Regions from separate parts of the Homo sapiens genome. Here region 1 is linked to region 2. A link is a contact called in ENCODE Hi-C data. All regions are on one chromosome and are shown on one strand. Each heading gives the region's core, a stretch centred on a gene start or an enhancer-like site at or near the end of the contact. The rest is flanking DNA. Distances are from core to core; before and after follow the strand shown.

Region 1 (6,974 bases), core at 2,113-4,612, 660 kb after region 2:
CATCTGTTCAGGAGGAGATCATCTCCTAATACCCTTTCCAAGCTTTCCTACCTCCCTCCAACTTCTCCCAGTTTGGGGATGGTGAAATCACTGCCATTGCCACGGGGGTCACCCTTAGCTGATCTCTGGGTCTGAGGAGGCAGGGAAGAAGTTGTGTGTCCAGTTCCAAACCTTCAATAAAAATGTTTTAAACTCCTGTTTATTAGAATAGAATTAATGCCCAAGTTGCTTTTGTCCAACTAAAAATCAAGTGACCCTTTTTCTGGAGGTTATAGTAATACTTCTGTTTATCTAAAAACATAGGATCAAGCCTTTAATGTACTTGGTACTCAAATGTTTACTCATAGACAAGCCTCATTAGTCCCTCTGTGGGAAAAGCCATAGTTTTTCCAGAACTGAACCACCTTCAATCAAGGTTGAAGGAAATGTGTTTGCAGTTGCGATGCTAAAAAACCCATAGGAGGTTTTATCAATGTGTCTGGTACAGACTAGGAAGCTCAAAAGCATAGTTTTTTTCTCTATGCCCAGTACCCACGGTAGGGATCAGGAATAGGGAGAGGCAGAACCCATGGCTCCTGGAAAGCTTGGGGTGAGTTCTTGCAGCTGAACAGGGGAGATGGCACAGCCCCAGCCTCCAAAGCACCTTTGGGTATGAGCTAGCATGCAGCTGGGGGATCAAGACCCGGTTTCAGAGGGGGACCATGTGATGTTCACTACATAACTACCTGAGGATTTGACAGATAGCCAAGATCTGGTTTAGTATTTCTTTCAGAAGCATTTTCTGTGGCAGGCCACAGGAAGACAACTCCACTAAGGTCATGAATGCCCAGTCCCCATGGGTAAGAAAACAAAAGCTACTATGACATGATGTAGGGCTTTGGCCTCTTTATTTTCTTTTTACAGTTTATTCCACAAGTAAAAGACTTCACAAAGCACTATGGCTCTGACTATTCCCCGAATGAGCTGCTGAGGATGGAGCTGGCTATTCTGGACAGACTGCACTGGGACCTCTATATTGGGACGCCGCTGGACTTCTTGACTATAGTGAGTAAGGAGGTGTTTACAGAGTCTACCCTAAACTCGTTTGTGCCTTTGGAACAGCTGTTTACAACATGGGATGGCAAAGCACAGGCGTGCACACGCCCTTGCACATGCACCACAGTGAGGTGACGCACAAGGCTCATGACATACGGAAGAGTGAAAAGGTATCTTAAATCCAACACAGTTCCACCAGACTCCCACTTCTAAAGGACATTAAATTAACTTTACAAAGATTTTTAGACGGCACTATTATGGTGAGTTTCTCTTTTAAATACACACTGCAAAAATATTTAACTTTCCATTCTATGAATACTGTACATAAATATCTGTCTGCTTTTGCTACACTTTACACACATTCACTTAGCTGTCTTTATTCACCTACACACAATCCTTATTGAAGCTTTAGACCATATTGATCTGGCACTTAAAAAAATATCATACATTAGTTTGTATTTGTTTTAGTTGGGGGAATGATGGTCATCCTTAAGGATATGATTCTGTTAGTAAGGCAAAATTATGCAATGTGGAAATCTCATGGGGTTTTGGTTTGTTATGAAGCATGAAGATTAAATTACTAAAGACTGTTTCATTACGAAAACTGGCCACCGTTGCCAAGTTGCAGAGTTTCGTCTTATGATAAGCAGATACAAGTAACTTTTCTGCTACCTTGGTCTTGAATAGTATGTTTCTATTTTTCAGAATGGAAACATTGTCATCTAGGTACTTTCCGCTCATAACGATGATGTCACAAAGCAGACTTTTTTTTTTTTTTGGTCCCGGAGTGGAAGCTCAGCTTGGCCACAGGATGGGCATTAAGCCTCAAGCCCCTTACGGAGCCATGGATAGGAATGAAAAGGGTTGGGCAACATTTGATGTTCCCTGATGGAAATTTAAATTGTTTGCACTTTTGATCATTGATATAGGAAAAGTATGGCGTTTTCTGTTCTAACATTAAAAACCATGGTCTCCAGTTCCATGCCCTGGTGGTCCTGAGCTGGCCCCATGTGTTGGAGCTGCTGCCTCAGAGGAATCCTTCCCTCCACGTCGCATCCCTGACCAGGCAGCTGCAGCACTGTATGGCGGGCCACCAGCTGCTGCAGTTCAAGGGCTCCACACTGGCCTTGGTCATCATCACCTTAGAGCTGGAGAGGCTCATGCCCGGCTGGTGTGCTCCTATATCTGATCTGCTAAAGAAAGCACAGGTAGACATCAACTTTGCCCCAGACCAGGCTCTGTGTTTTGCCCCTTTAGCTGACACACTCTGACCCCAAAGGGGTACCCTTTGCCCTTGTAGCCTCTGGAAAATGTTCTGGCCATAACCCTGGAAAGAGTCTGCCCAAAGGCTAGGCTTTCCACACTTGGTCACGCTCTATGCACTTGAGATGGGACATGTGTTCCCTTCACTGGACCAATGGGGGTGGTCTCTGAGAGTGAGAGAATCTTTATCTCAATGGGAGCCCTTGTAGCCAAGAGGACTGTGGGGAGTCAGGGGTATGTCTGGCTTAGGAGGAAGCAACCCTGAGCTTAATACTGAGGAGCATAAATTCTAAACTCCTTCACCTCTCCTTTGTATGAGTGTGTGGTACCAGGTACAGGGGTACCATGAGGCAAGCATTGTGGGGGCACAAGGAGGAGAGGGGTGTGTCAGAATCCCTCAGAACAGATAGGTTAGGATGGAATGCATAGTTAGACTAATGACAACTTTACTGAGGTTGGAAATGGATGTCCCTGAGATGGTAGGATTAGTGGTCCTTAGTTGGGTGGTTGGACCTTCCTGAACTTGCTTCATGCTAACATTTTGGCACTCAATTGCCAATTTCTTAGAATGTATGATGGTTCTGCTTGAAGATGGCCACTCTATTCTAATACAGGTTGGTGATATGCAGTACAGCTGCTGCAAGGAACTTGTAATGCAGCAACTGAGAAGTCTTCAGTCATCCTCCTGCACAGACAACTTTGTGTCACCTGCCAACTAGCCCCTCTGCCTCCACCCCGGGGCTTTCAGAGCATAGTGTGAAACCTCCTTGCTTGGACTACCATGAGTTCTTTGGCTTGTTATGAATCCTGTAAAAAGGGAAGGTGGCTCTGGAAGAGCAACTGAGAAAAAGTTCCCAACTGAGCCCTTGGAAAAAAAATAAAGGGGAGAGGGGAAAGGCAGGCTGAGGTCAGTAGAGGTCAGGGTGGTCTGATAGACTATGACCCTGTCTTCCCTTTTTCTCCTCTGGGCCTGAAGCCAGGGAGTATGAATGAATGTTCAAATGGCAGCTTGTTTTACCTTCCTTCTCCAGCAAGGGTTGGCATTGGCCCCTGGGAGCGCTGGAATATGAAACCAAGAGGCAGGCCTGGCTCAGGGCTGAAGGGCTGGGGCTAGCTCTGACCAGTTCTTGCTGCTCTACCTGCCAGAGCTGGCCAGGTCCTTCCAACTTCCCAGGCTTATCCCAAACACATATGTGGTGCTTCCAGTCCCAACTACCCTGCCTGCCACTCCTCACATGGGACAGTCTCTGCAGATGCATTTACCCAACCATGGCTATGACTTATGTCTTCCCTTTACAAGGACTGGATTATAAAGTATGCTTTGTTTAATGTAACTTGAGCAAGCTTTAGGCATATCTTTCCTTTGTTACTCTTAAGCAAAGTGGTTTCAGTTATTAGTTTAACTAGAGGGATTTTGTGCTAATGAATGGGTATTATAGGCTAACACCTGTGATGGGAGGCACAGCTCTGAATGCTTTCTGTTGGGATGAGCAGGTTCTGAGGCCAAGCCTGCTCCAACCACAGTGCTGCCAGGAGGAGGAGCCGGCTGCCTCTCTCATGCTGTGCTACCACAGAGCCATTCTCTAAGCAGGGGAGTGCAGCTGACAAAGATGCCAGCTGGGGCTGTGTAAGTTGTGTTGGGGGCATGAATGACTGAGCCACACATTCAGAGGTGGTTTGTGAAGTCTTCCACTGTGAACTATGGTTTTTTTTTTTTTTTTTTTTTTTTGGTGTGTTTGTGTAAATGTGCTAAGCCATGGGGTGGGAGGGGAAAGATTTACTAGGTGCAAAGTGGTCAAGGGCCAGATATACTATAATTGTCTATATTATAGAGTTAGTATACATCTGTATTTTTTCTTGACACACTTTTGCTTGTTGGTGCTTTCGTTAAAATTACACTTTAATTGCTTCCGATCCTGTATGAGTCTTATTTTGAGCTACCATGCATTTAGCCTTGCGAGAGTCAGATACATTTGGAACACTATCTCCTAGGTCATATCAAGAACTCTCCTCTAGTCCAGAACCCATTTTACAGATGGAGATGCTGAGGCCATGCTGCTCACAGCTTCCAGTGGTGGCCGTTGAGTGCCCTCTGCCTCCTTCCTTCCAGTGTAAGTGGGACCACAGTGCATGAGGCAGAAGGACATCCTGAGGGCCCATACCAGTTTAGGCATCCCAGGCTTTAGGGGAACTGCTGGAAGACATCTGCTGCTTAACCAGGTGGCTATGGATGTGAGCTGGATTCTGAGAGCTGATCCAACTCAAACCTCTTGGAGAAAGCAGAGGGTAGACATGTGAGTCCTAGGACTGGGGTAAGAGACAACCTTCTGCTCTGGCTTTCTATAAATGATAGAACTCTTCTATAGGGAAGCTCACTTTTGTATTGCCGAAGTCCCACTCGTGGATTTTTAAAAATCTTATGTGCTTTTCAAGCTTGCCGTGGGGCCCCAGGTCCCATCCTACTTCCCTCTAATATTCTTTTCTGACATTAGGAACTCCTATCCCACCTCAACTCAGAGATTGGGAAACATTTCTCAGGGAGAAATATGGATACAATCTATTTTCCTTTTGACCCCAGCTATTGAAAGGCAGGGATTGGTGAAGGAATGAGGCTGAAGAAAATGGAGATGGAAAAAGCTCAGAGGCAGATGCTATGGCAGAAAGAAAGGTAGGTGGGCTCAGGGAGGAACAGGGCAGGGGGAGCATCATAGACCTGTCTTAAACTTGTCCAAACAGTACTTCCCTGAAATGAATGAGCCAAGTCATTTGATGATGTTTCCACCACCTAGGAGGCCCTCCTCCCCCTGGCTTCCTGGAGAGTCTCTGTCCTTCAAAGCTTGGTGAATACTTTACTTTGCCTCCCTGCTGCCTGCACAAGTAGAGCTGAGCTATGCCTGCATTAGGGATGTGTTCATACCACTCTCCCTGCAGGGGTCCCCATTTTCTCATTTTGGTCTTCCCAAACCTACCTAGTGCTCAATGGAGAAAGCTCCTTAAAAAACAAACCCACATACTTTTTATCACTTCTTTTCACCAGTCTGCTCTTCCTCAGCCACTTTTGCCTGTCCCCTAGGGCTTTCTACCTCTAAAAAACAGTCTCAGGTCCACCAGCCCACACCATCAGGCTGTGTACTTTAACACTAGCCACACTTTCACTACTCTTCCATCATTCCATTGAGATGCCAAGGAGCAGGTGTAGCTCAGGATTTAAGGGTACAGACTACCAGCGTTCAAATCTCAACTTCTCCAGTTACTTGCCATGTAACCTTGGGTAATTACTTAAACCTCTGTGCTTCAGCTATAAAATGGGGATGAATGGTCCCTAATCATAGGATTAGGATGAGGATTAGAGGAGTTAATGCATGTAATATGGTTCCGAGCAGTCCTGGCACTCGAATATTAGTAGTCCCGTGGCAAGCCTTTGTGTTAAGGAGGAACACTCCTCAAGGGCAGGTGCCCCTTTTCTCATGTCCTGCACCCAGTTAACCAATAAAGATTCATGGACCACAGGCTGCCCCTTTACCTTCCTGTAACTTTCCTGTGACTCTTCCCTCCATCCCCCACCTATGCAAGAGCCTTTCACAGATGTCTGTAGCAGGGTTTCCTATTAAAACAATTCCTACAGAAGTAGATCAACCTCCACAAAATTCAAAGAACAGACAAGCTGTATTTTACCACAGTTGTAGCAGATTAATGGGCTCAGGAAACGTTAAATCAGAAAAGCTACTGCCCAAAAAAGACACCACAAAAACTCAAAATAAATGCAAAATTTAATGAAAAAAATAAGTACAAAGTGAATGGAAAAGAACAAAAACAGTCAATGAATGCAGGAGTAAATGAATTAACACGTGAAGCAATTTTAGAAAAGCATGTTAACGTAACAGACTAGCAAGCCACACTTCCTCAGGCCTCGTATCCATGAGCCCCACTTAACAGGGAGCCCACATTTACACATACACAAACATATGCAGTCAGTAATGCACAATTACAAACCACCTAGATCAGGGTACCCACAACTAGAAAGAACATATTTCCACATCGGCCTGGGACAGGTCTGGTTTATGCCTTTTGATCTGGTGTAATTAATAGCATCCCCTTTCTCTCTCAATAGTCCCAATTTGGGCAACGAATTATATGGTGATTCTTCTACCTCAAACAAACATGGTTTATGATAAAGACATGATAGTAAATGCCAACATGATCCTGTAAGACAGCCCTAATAAAGCCAACAAATGACAATGAGAAAAAGAGGGGTAAATGAGACTCTGCAGACAGGGTCACATTCTATGGGGGCTAACTTACTAAACAGTGGCAAGTTTTAAGCTCACTTTATGCACCAAGGTTTAATTTGGTCTCAGCTAAAGAAGACAAAATTCCAAACACAAACAGCAGGGGAGAGGTGCAGTGAGGCTTGCTGGAGGGACCTGTGGAGGCAGCTCAGACCAGAAAACACAAGTCTGTCAAGTGTCCTGAAGATCCTGGGAAGGCTTAGGCCCGCAGGCAGCCAGCCACGAGTATGGCCTTTCAGTATGCCTGGGGTGCGACCCGCAGGCCACAATGGACGAATGGCCAAGTCTGCATACTCCAGAGTCCTAGGTTGGCCCATGAACCAGGAATTCTCATTTCTTATGTATCCAATGAACCTGCTGGGTCACCAGGCCTCATCTTCATAAATA
Region 2 (7,682 bases), core at 1,874-4,373:
GGTGGTGTGGGACTCTTCCTTCTGGGAGATCTGGCATCTTCTTCAATCAGTAGGTTCTAAGTCTGAAAACTGGTTCAGATCTGGAAACTCGGCAGGTTACTTTTTATTGGGGTGACTGGACTCATTATCCATGATTGATTTCTTTTTCTTGCACAGAATAACCCGCAGCACTGTTGGCTGGCCATCTATTGTGACCCTCCAGATGCTATGTTTTATTAACCATGTCCATAACTCCCCGGGAGCCAGGCCCTCTTAACAGCCATTCCAATCTTGCCACCCAGACAACTGGGCCAAGTGCTATGACTTGGCCTCTATTATCTCAGAGTCCTATCACCCCTACTGCTATCAGTGAGCCCAGTTCTGTGACATTTCCTATCAATGCTGGCCTATTTTAGCCACCATTTTAGTTCTTGGTGATACTGGTGCCCTTCTTTCCAATACATTTCTTGTTTTGGTATCTTCTTGGCCCTCAGGCGAGTATTCTGAATTTGCTTAGTATATTTATTCCTGCACACCCACGTCCTTCATAGTCTGCCATAGCCATTCTGGCTACCCTCACTTAATATGGGCCATCCTCTTTCCATGCTTCTAGGAGCCATCCAAACGATGTATTTGCACCATCTCTTGGGGCCTTGCCACAGTTTTAAATACTTTATCCTGGAAGAATGTTCCCATATCCATAAACTCTTTTGTTCAAATTTCTGTTCCACCCCCTTGGTCCAGAATCCAGTCCTGTGCATACTCTCCAAGCTCCTGCTAGTACTCTCTGGATATGACCAGAATTTCCTTTGAGGTATAGTCCTTTTCTACACTAGCAAGTTCAGCATGTCTGGCCAGGTTAGGTTTTGACTTAACCCTAGTTATTGGCCTAGCACAAAGAGGTAACATGGAATGAGAGCATGTCTTGCAGGACAGAAGCCTCCGCATTTTCTTTTTAAAGTAAGAAGCAAGTTCTAGCTTTTAACAGAGATGAGTAGGTCACTTCTGCAGGTCCAGAGTGTTTAGTGAAATCTGAGGATTCAAGATATTCAGGTGCAACAGAGGTCCTCATCCCACGTGTCAGGGTCTCATTCTTCCCCAACCAGGGCTCTGCCCTTGGCATAGAAGACCTGCCTTGGTTGGGAATATAACCTTCTTTGAAGCTTAACTACTTTGACAGAAGTCTGGGTCTGATTCTCTGCTTTTTCTTCTTTTCTATAGATGCACCAAAGAGGCCTACGGCTTTCATGCTTATGTTTTCATTGCCAATTAATCACTCTAAGCTCTCCATTTTCTTTTACTGAAAGTTAGTCAAGCTTAGCAATTCCATTGTCCTTGCAGTGGCTAATTCCCCCATATTTCTCAAACACCTGAGGCACTGCACCATCTAATGCATTCTCTTCCAACATAGGTAAAAGTTTTAACAATTATTACCATGGGCCAAAAGCTGTCTGCTTCACCTGCCACCTGTGATGGGAGTCCTCATTGGCAGCCAACAGTGGATGATCCAGCTCCAAAATCATATCTTAGCATCTCATTTTTTTTCTGTCACTCCTAAAGCCAGATGCCATAGATTAGGTTCTATAGGAAACAGACTGAGTAGGATATGAGCATGTAGGACCTTTATTAGGAAAAGATCTTGGGGTCAACATCAGTGGAAATGAGGACTGAAACAGGACTAGGCAAAAGGAGAAGTGGAGCTACTATGCAATTCCAGCCGAGGTTCCAGCTGAGACCAGGAGTGCTCATCTGTGATGATCCTTCAGAGTTTTCCCAAGAAGGAGAGGGAGCCAAGCCTTTATACCTTCATATTTATCAGTTGGTAGACGTGGGCTCCCTACAGAAGTAGGTGTGACCTTACACAAGGCAATTATTTTTTAGCAGTAGTCCAAAATAGGGCTGACAGCTGGGGCTGTCTTCTGGCAGCTCTCCCACCAGCTGGTGAAATAAATCTTTCATTCATAAAGGGGATGGGGCGGGGGGGTCTGAGCTGTGTATCACAGCATCCACAAGACCACCTTAAAAAGCCTGTACAAATCTTGTCCCTGGGCAGATGGGTCAGAGCCTGATGCTTACAAACCACGCTTCCCCCCACAACCCTGGCAACTGGGATTCTGTTGCTTTCCTATTGTGACACATAAGCCCAGGGAAGAGCCTCACTCTGCCATTCTCAGGTACTCAACTCCTCAGGAGAAATGGCTACAGGGTCCCTCTCCCCATCTAATATTGAGTACTCACTGTATCTCAGCCACCAGGTATCAGAGACACCTGTCAGGCAGCTTTTGTCCCTAGCAGTAGTGAGCAGAATCAGTATCATCTGGGTTGGGGCGGCTATAGTTTCTTGGTCAGTCTATGAAAAGAGGAGGAGTCGTTTGCCAGGTGGCAAAGGGGCAGAGAAAAACATGCTTGTGATGGGATGCCTTAAAGAAAGCCCTTCAACCAGGCCAGGTGATCTGGTAAGAGGTGTGGTGGGGATAGGCTGAAGCTAGATCAAAGAAATCTGGACCTAGTAGCTCGCATTTAGGATGGCTCCATAATCGTGGAGTTTCTCCCCAAAGAGGGGCATGCAGAAACATGTCTGGGAACACCACTAGTCTGAAGTGTTGTTTGTAGGGTGGCAGGTTAAGAAAAGGTAGGGACCCTTGTTGGAGGGTGCAGACCTTGATTTGGCCTTTAGACCGCAAGTTTGAGACCTGTAGGGTAGCCAAAGAGAGAAGTACCAAGCCCCAAGGAACTTGGAAACCTAGAAGATGGGCAGAGGAGGAGGCAGCTGTGTAAGAGGCTTGTAAGAACTGGTCACAGAGGAGAAAGAGAAACAGGAGCGGTGGCATCAAAGAAGCCATGAAAAACATAGAAGTCAGAAAATACCAATCCTGGAGGAAGCAGGTTGGTGTGGGGAAGTGACATTTGTTGGCAGGGGCCTCGGGGCAGGCCTGTGGAGGATAGGGAAATGGAACAGTCCTGGCAGTTCAGGTGGCTGGGGGCTGGGACCTTTGGACAGGCTGTATATTAAGCAGGTTTCACGCGACGCCTCCCCTTCTGAGCATTCCCCATGGCCTCGCTAGTGCAGGATGGACAGGAACTGTACTCAGGTCCAGGTGACAGCTCATGCCTGGATTTTCCCAAGGGGGCGGATCCAACCAGTCCACCAGTCCGTTCTGGCAGCTTTAAGCTCCTCTCAGACAGGGTGACATCCAACTGTTTCAAGGGCTTTCCAGTGGGCTGCACTTGTTCTGTCCCACAGGATCTATAGGGAAACCCCAGCTCTGGGCAAACAGACCCCCACCCCCTGACTAAGGCCTCCAGAATCTGGGCCAGAGGCCAGGGTGGGGCAAGACACTGAGTCAGGACAGCGGTTTTCTGGCTTCCTTAGTTTGTGTCCACAGACATCCTCACTATCCTAGGAGATGACCCCAGCAGGAATGGGGAGCTGAAGCCTGAAGAGTCACTGAAATGATTTACATAATTTCCTTAATGCTCACCACGATCATGTGAGAGAGAGAACATGACCCGTTTCACAGACGCATCACTGAAGCTGTGAGCAGAGAAACGACTTGTCTGCCAGACAGTGGCAGATACAACACTTAAACCAAAGTCTCTGAGTCTCCTCAGGTGCCCTTTCATCACTCTTCCTGCTACTTGGCATCAACCAGCCGGGATGAGACACTGAAAGGGATGCCAGGTCTTTGTTATGTTGCATCCAAATGCTAGCTAGCCCCTGCCAGCCCATCCACCACACCCGGGCTGCCTCTCATATCTAGTATCTCAGCCCTCCAGACCCTCACTCCTCCTTGAGACTCTAGCCCCCAGTCCCCAGTTCCTCCCAGACTTCCCAGACTCTTCACAATCACCAGTGTGGAGGAATCCATTGTACCAATGAAGAGTCTAAAACACAGAGAAGCACAGGGAGCCAGGTGCAGAGAGCACATGGATATGACACTTGCCCTATGGCAGCTGCCCTAGTGTCCATGAATGGCAGAGAAGTGGGACAGTAGCCCTGCGTCTTAACCACCACAGTGAGGACAAGGGTGAGGCTGCTGGGGCAGTCCCAGCTCCAGGGCCTTTGGAGGGGATCTCCTCTCCTTGCTCTCCACAGGAAGCATGTGGTGCTGGCCAGCCAGCCACAGAGGTCTGGGCATCCCCAGGGAGCAGCACAGAGGTGCCCGGCAGCCCCCACCTCTCCACCCTTCAGCCCTCTTCCCACCTCTATCACGCTGGCAGCCACACTTCTTATCTCCAGGACTTGGCTTCCTGTTGCTTTTAAAGAGACCCGTGGCCTACTGGCTGGCATCCACTAGGCCAAGAGGCCTTGCCCCGTAACTCCTGGGGTTATGGCAGGCTCATGCCTTGCTCGCCACAAGGAGAGGCTCTCCTCTCCACTCAGCACTCAAGTCAGCCTGAGGACTGCTTGACAGCCCAGTGACTGGCAATGTGAGCTCTTCTTAAGAATGGATTCATTCATTCATTCATTCATTCATTCAATAAATACTTTTTGAGTACCAATTTACCATGTTATCAGGCACTGTCCTGGGCATTAGGGCCATGCGGGACAAATTGTCTGCCCTCTTGATGCTTACAAGGTAGTAAAGAAGACAGTAAAGCAGTAAACAAAAGAATGCTCAAGATAATGTCAGTGGAGATAATAAAATAAAATACAGAGTGGAATAACAGGCATTGGAGACTTCAAAAGATGGGAGGGAGTGAGGGTTGAAAAATTACCTATTGGGTACGATGTTCACTATTCAGGTGATGGCTACACTGAAAGCCCAGACTTCACCACTACATAATATATCCATGTAACAAAACCACACTTGTGCCCTTTAAACCTATTTTTAAAATAAAAATAAAATAAATAGAATATGTGATGATGGCATGGAAGATTTTAGATGGTCAATGGGAGCCTTTCTGAGAAGGTGACATTTGGCTGAGACCTGACTGACAAGAAGGAGCTGGATTTATGTTTTTAAAGGATCCCTCAGGCTACTGTGCTGGCCAAAAGTCAGTAAGGGGATCAGTGAGAAGGTTTTTATATTTGCTTCGCCAGAGTTGATGGCCTGAACTGGAGAGTGAGGGTAAAAAGGGGGAGAAGTGGTCAAAGAAGGGCTCACAAAGGAATAGAGGACAGAGGCTGGGGCACAGGAGGCTGCCTGGGTTCAGTGCTCAAGGTCTTGGCAGGTGGAGGCTTTTCAACACCTCTACCTCTGCTCCTCAGTTGGCCTAGGTACTTGGAGGCCCCTGTCAAATGCCCTGGGACAGGGCCAGAAGTATCCAGAAGGAAGAGGGAACAGACAGCAAGGGAGCCCTGGGGCCAGGTCTAGCTGGGCTCTGTTCTCACTTGCAGGGAACTCTGACTCTAATCATAAAAAGAACTGAACTTGACATGCAGCAAGTGCCCTTCAACCTGGTGCTCTTGCATCTTGAACTGACAGAACTTTGACAGGTGGACGCCACAGCAGTTGCTTGTTGACTGCCTGGCACTCAGCACCTTGACCTGGTCATAATCCAAGCTGATGCCCAGATGATGCCCACTGAAGTTGTAGCTCATTGGTCATAAGGTGTCCAAGCTGGAATCCTCCTGGTCTGTAGCAGCTTTTGAGCTCCTGGCCATGGGGAGAGCAGAGAGCAATGTTTGAACAGTGGTAGTGGTAGAGCCGAGGGAAGGCGGCTGCCAGGAGGAGAGAGAGTCAATTGTCATCAGAGGTCCACTAGTCATCTCCTGCTCACCACCAAAGAGAGCTCTCCTCTCCACTCAGCATCCAAGCCACAAAGATATCAAAGCAGAGGGCTGGGGATGCCAAGGTGAAGGGGGCAGAAATGGAAGCAAGGACAATTGAAGCATAAATGGGAATACCAGGGAAGAGTCAAGGGCCTTGTGTGAGCATTCAGTGTTGGGGCAGAAATTATCCATTAAAGTCACTCCAATCAGCAAATCTCAGTGGTGTGGGGCAGGGTGGATGTCTGTGACACATCCAGTAATATACCCCCTCACAGTTTGGTACCCGGTAGTGGGACCCCAATGGTCAGAGAGTATGAGAATTATGCCATTTTCAAACTGGGCTGCCCTGGACTCTAAGAATGAGCCCAGGAAAATGTTGAATCAGGATGATACTAGGCTTCCAATATAGAAAACATCATGGCTGAAAGGCAGGTACTCAAATGTTTTGCTTCTGCACAATTTTATAGCTTTCTTGAGAGACCATTTGGGAACTTGGCCTGTCTCTTGAACTGTTTTACAGGCTAATGAAGCCAGTGTATCTGAGATTCACATGCAAATGTCCACACTGGCAGGTGCCATGAATCAAATCTCCAGGATTTAAACAGAATAAAGATGAGATTCCTGTTCTCATATATGCCAGTTCTACAGGAGGCCTGCAAGTAGAACTTCTGGACCTAGAGATTTTGTTATCCTGAAGCTGTCAAAGATGTCTCATGTTTACCTGAGCCCTCACTCACCACCAACCAGTGTATAGAGCAGGGGTGTCCAATCTTTTGGCTTCCCCAGGCCCCAATGGAAGAAGAATTGTCTTGGGCCACACATAAAATACACTAATGATAGCTGATGAGCTTAAAAGAAAAAAGTCTCATAATATTTTAAGAAAGTTTATGAATTTGTGTTGGGCCACATTCAAAGCTGTCCTGGGCCGCATGTGGCCCACAGGCCGTGGATTGGACAAGCTTGAGAGGGATACTACAAACCTCAAGTTGTTCTTACGTTTCTACCCAGAGAGAAGGCTTTCTCAGACAGTGATCAAATGACTAAGCATGTGCACGGCTCTGGGTCTGAGCAGTCACCAACCTCAGCTGAAGAGGGAAGTTTGGGCACTTCTAAGGAATCTGTTTTGCTAGGCCTCACTATCTCATGCACCCTGACTTGGGCTGTCCATCATGGTGTCAGCACAGTCAGGTGGCCCCTCAGATAAAGCAATGTAACCACTGAAAACAGTTAATCACACAGGTACCACACAAATCTTACCGGACATTTCAGAGACATCTTTACAAACTAGCCTATTGTCCTAAGAATGATTTAAGTTTACTGTTAAAAATTCAAACAAGTAAAGAGCATCCCATATCCAAAGATGGCCCTTGGGTAGCATCCTTCCAGGTACCTGGATTTTCTCATCCATAAAGTCAAGTATATCCAATTATTCCCTGTATGAAAATGCTTCTACTATACAGACTATAACCTTTTTTGTTTTGTTCATTTAAAAATTGTAATGTGCCACATGCCAACAATATTATTCAGAATCAAATGATTCAAATAGCTAAGATAAAGTTGTGACCTAATGTTAAGTCAGCCTACTGTCTTTTATAACAAAAGTGTAGTTTTGGAGAAAATCCTTCCTTTCTTGAACTACTGACAATGATTAACATTTATTAACAATGGTTAACCTTTCTCAAGCATTTACTAAGTTCTAGGCACAGTGGTACTAAGCATTTTTGCATATACTCATTCACTTAATTCATATAACAAGCCTCTCTGAACCTTTGTTCTTCATCTATAAAATGGGAATAATAGTACCTACCTCACAGGTAAGTAATTTTTCAACAGTCCCATAACAACCTGGGGGTGGGGGGACAAGGAGTGATATGGATGTCGGTGTGTGTCTGTAGAACCAAACTGTTCTGCTGAAGAGATCATGCCTCTTGCTCATGTGACACCAGCAGAGTGACTGATATGGAAACGGTGAGCACATAGATGGAGG

The links. Hi-C counts contacts between places; a loop is a spot of excess contacts on that map. Pooled maps may share reads with other maps.
Region 1: a pooled map shows a loop between it and region 2 (2.3-fold over the local background). The contact joins two enhancer-like sites. A Hi-C loop is called at or near these places in 3 of 37 single-sample maps with no recorded cell type and 5 of 50 pooled maps.

Annotation. Positions count from the first base shown.
Region 1 is chr5:132,749,954-132,756,927 of GRCh38, forward strand. CCNI2 (cyclin I family member 2) reads left to right here. Exons shown (of 6, transcript NM_001039780.4): 4 at 904-1,044; 5 at 2,013-2,243; 6 at 2,913-4,450. The coding sequence ends at 3,017. SEPTIN8 (septin 8) reads right to left here. Exons shown (of 10, transcript NM_001098811.2): 10 at 866-2,228. The coding sequence ends at 2,063. Among named protein-coding and RNA genes, the nearest start is that of CCNI2, 6.0 kb to the left of the region's middle. RefSeq lists an enhancer at 1,688-1,897. Within about 2 kb of position 3,363, at least 3 of the 41 ENCODE cell types and tissues checked have a DNase peak (open chromatin) inside an H3K27ac peak, as active enhancers do.
Region 2 is chr5:132,091,533-132,099,214 of GRCh38, forward strand. No RefSeq gene overlaps it. Among named protein-coding and RNA genes, the nearest start is that of CSF2, 22 kb to the left of the region's middle. RefSeq lists enhancers at 2,616-3,815, 6,644-6,938. Within about 2 kb of position 3,124, at least 3 of the 41 ENCODE cell types and tissues checked have a DNase peak (open chromatin) inside an H3K27ac peak, as active enhancers do.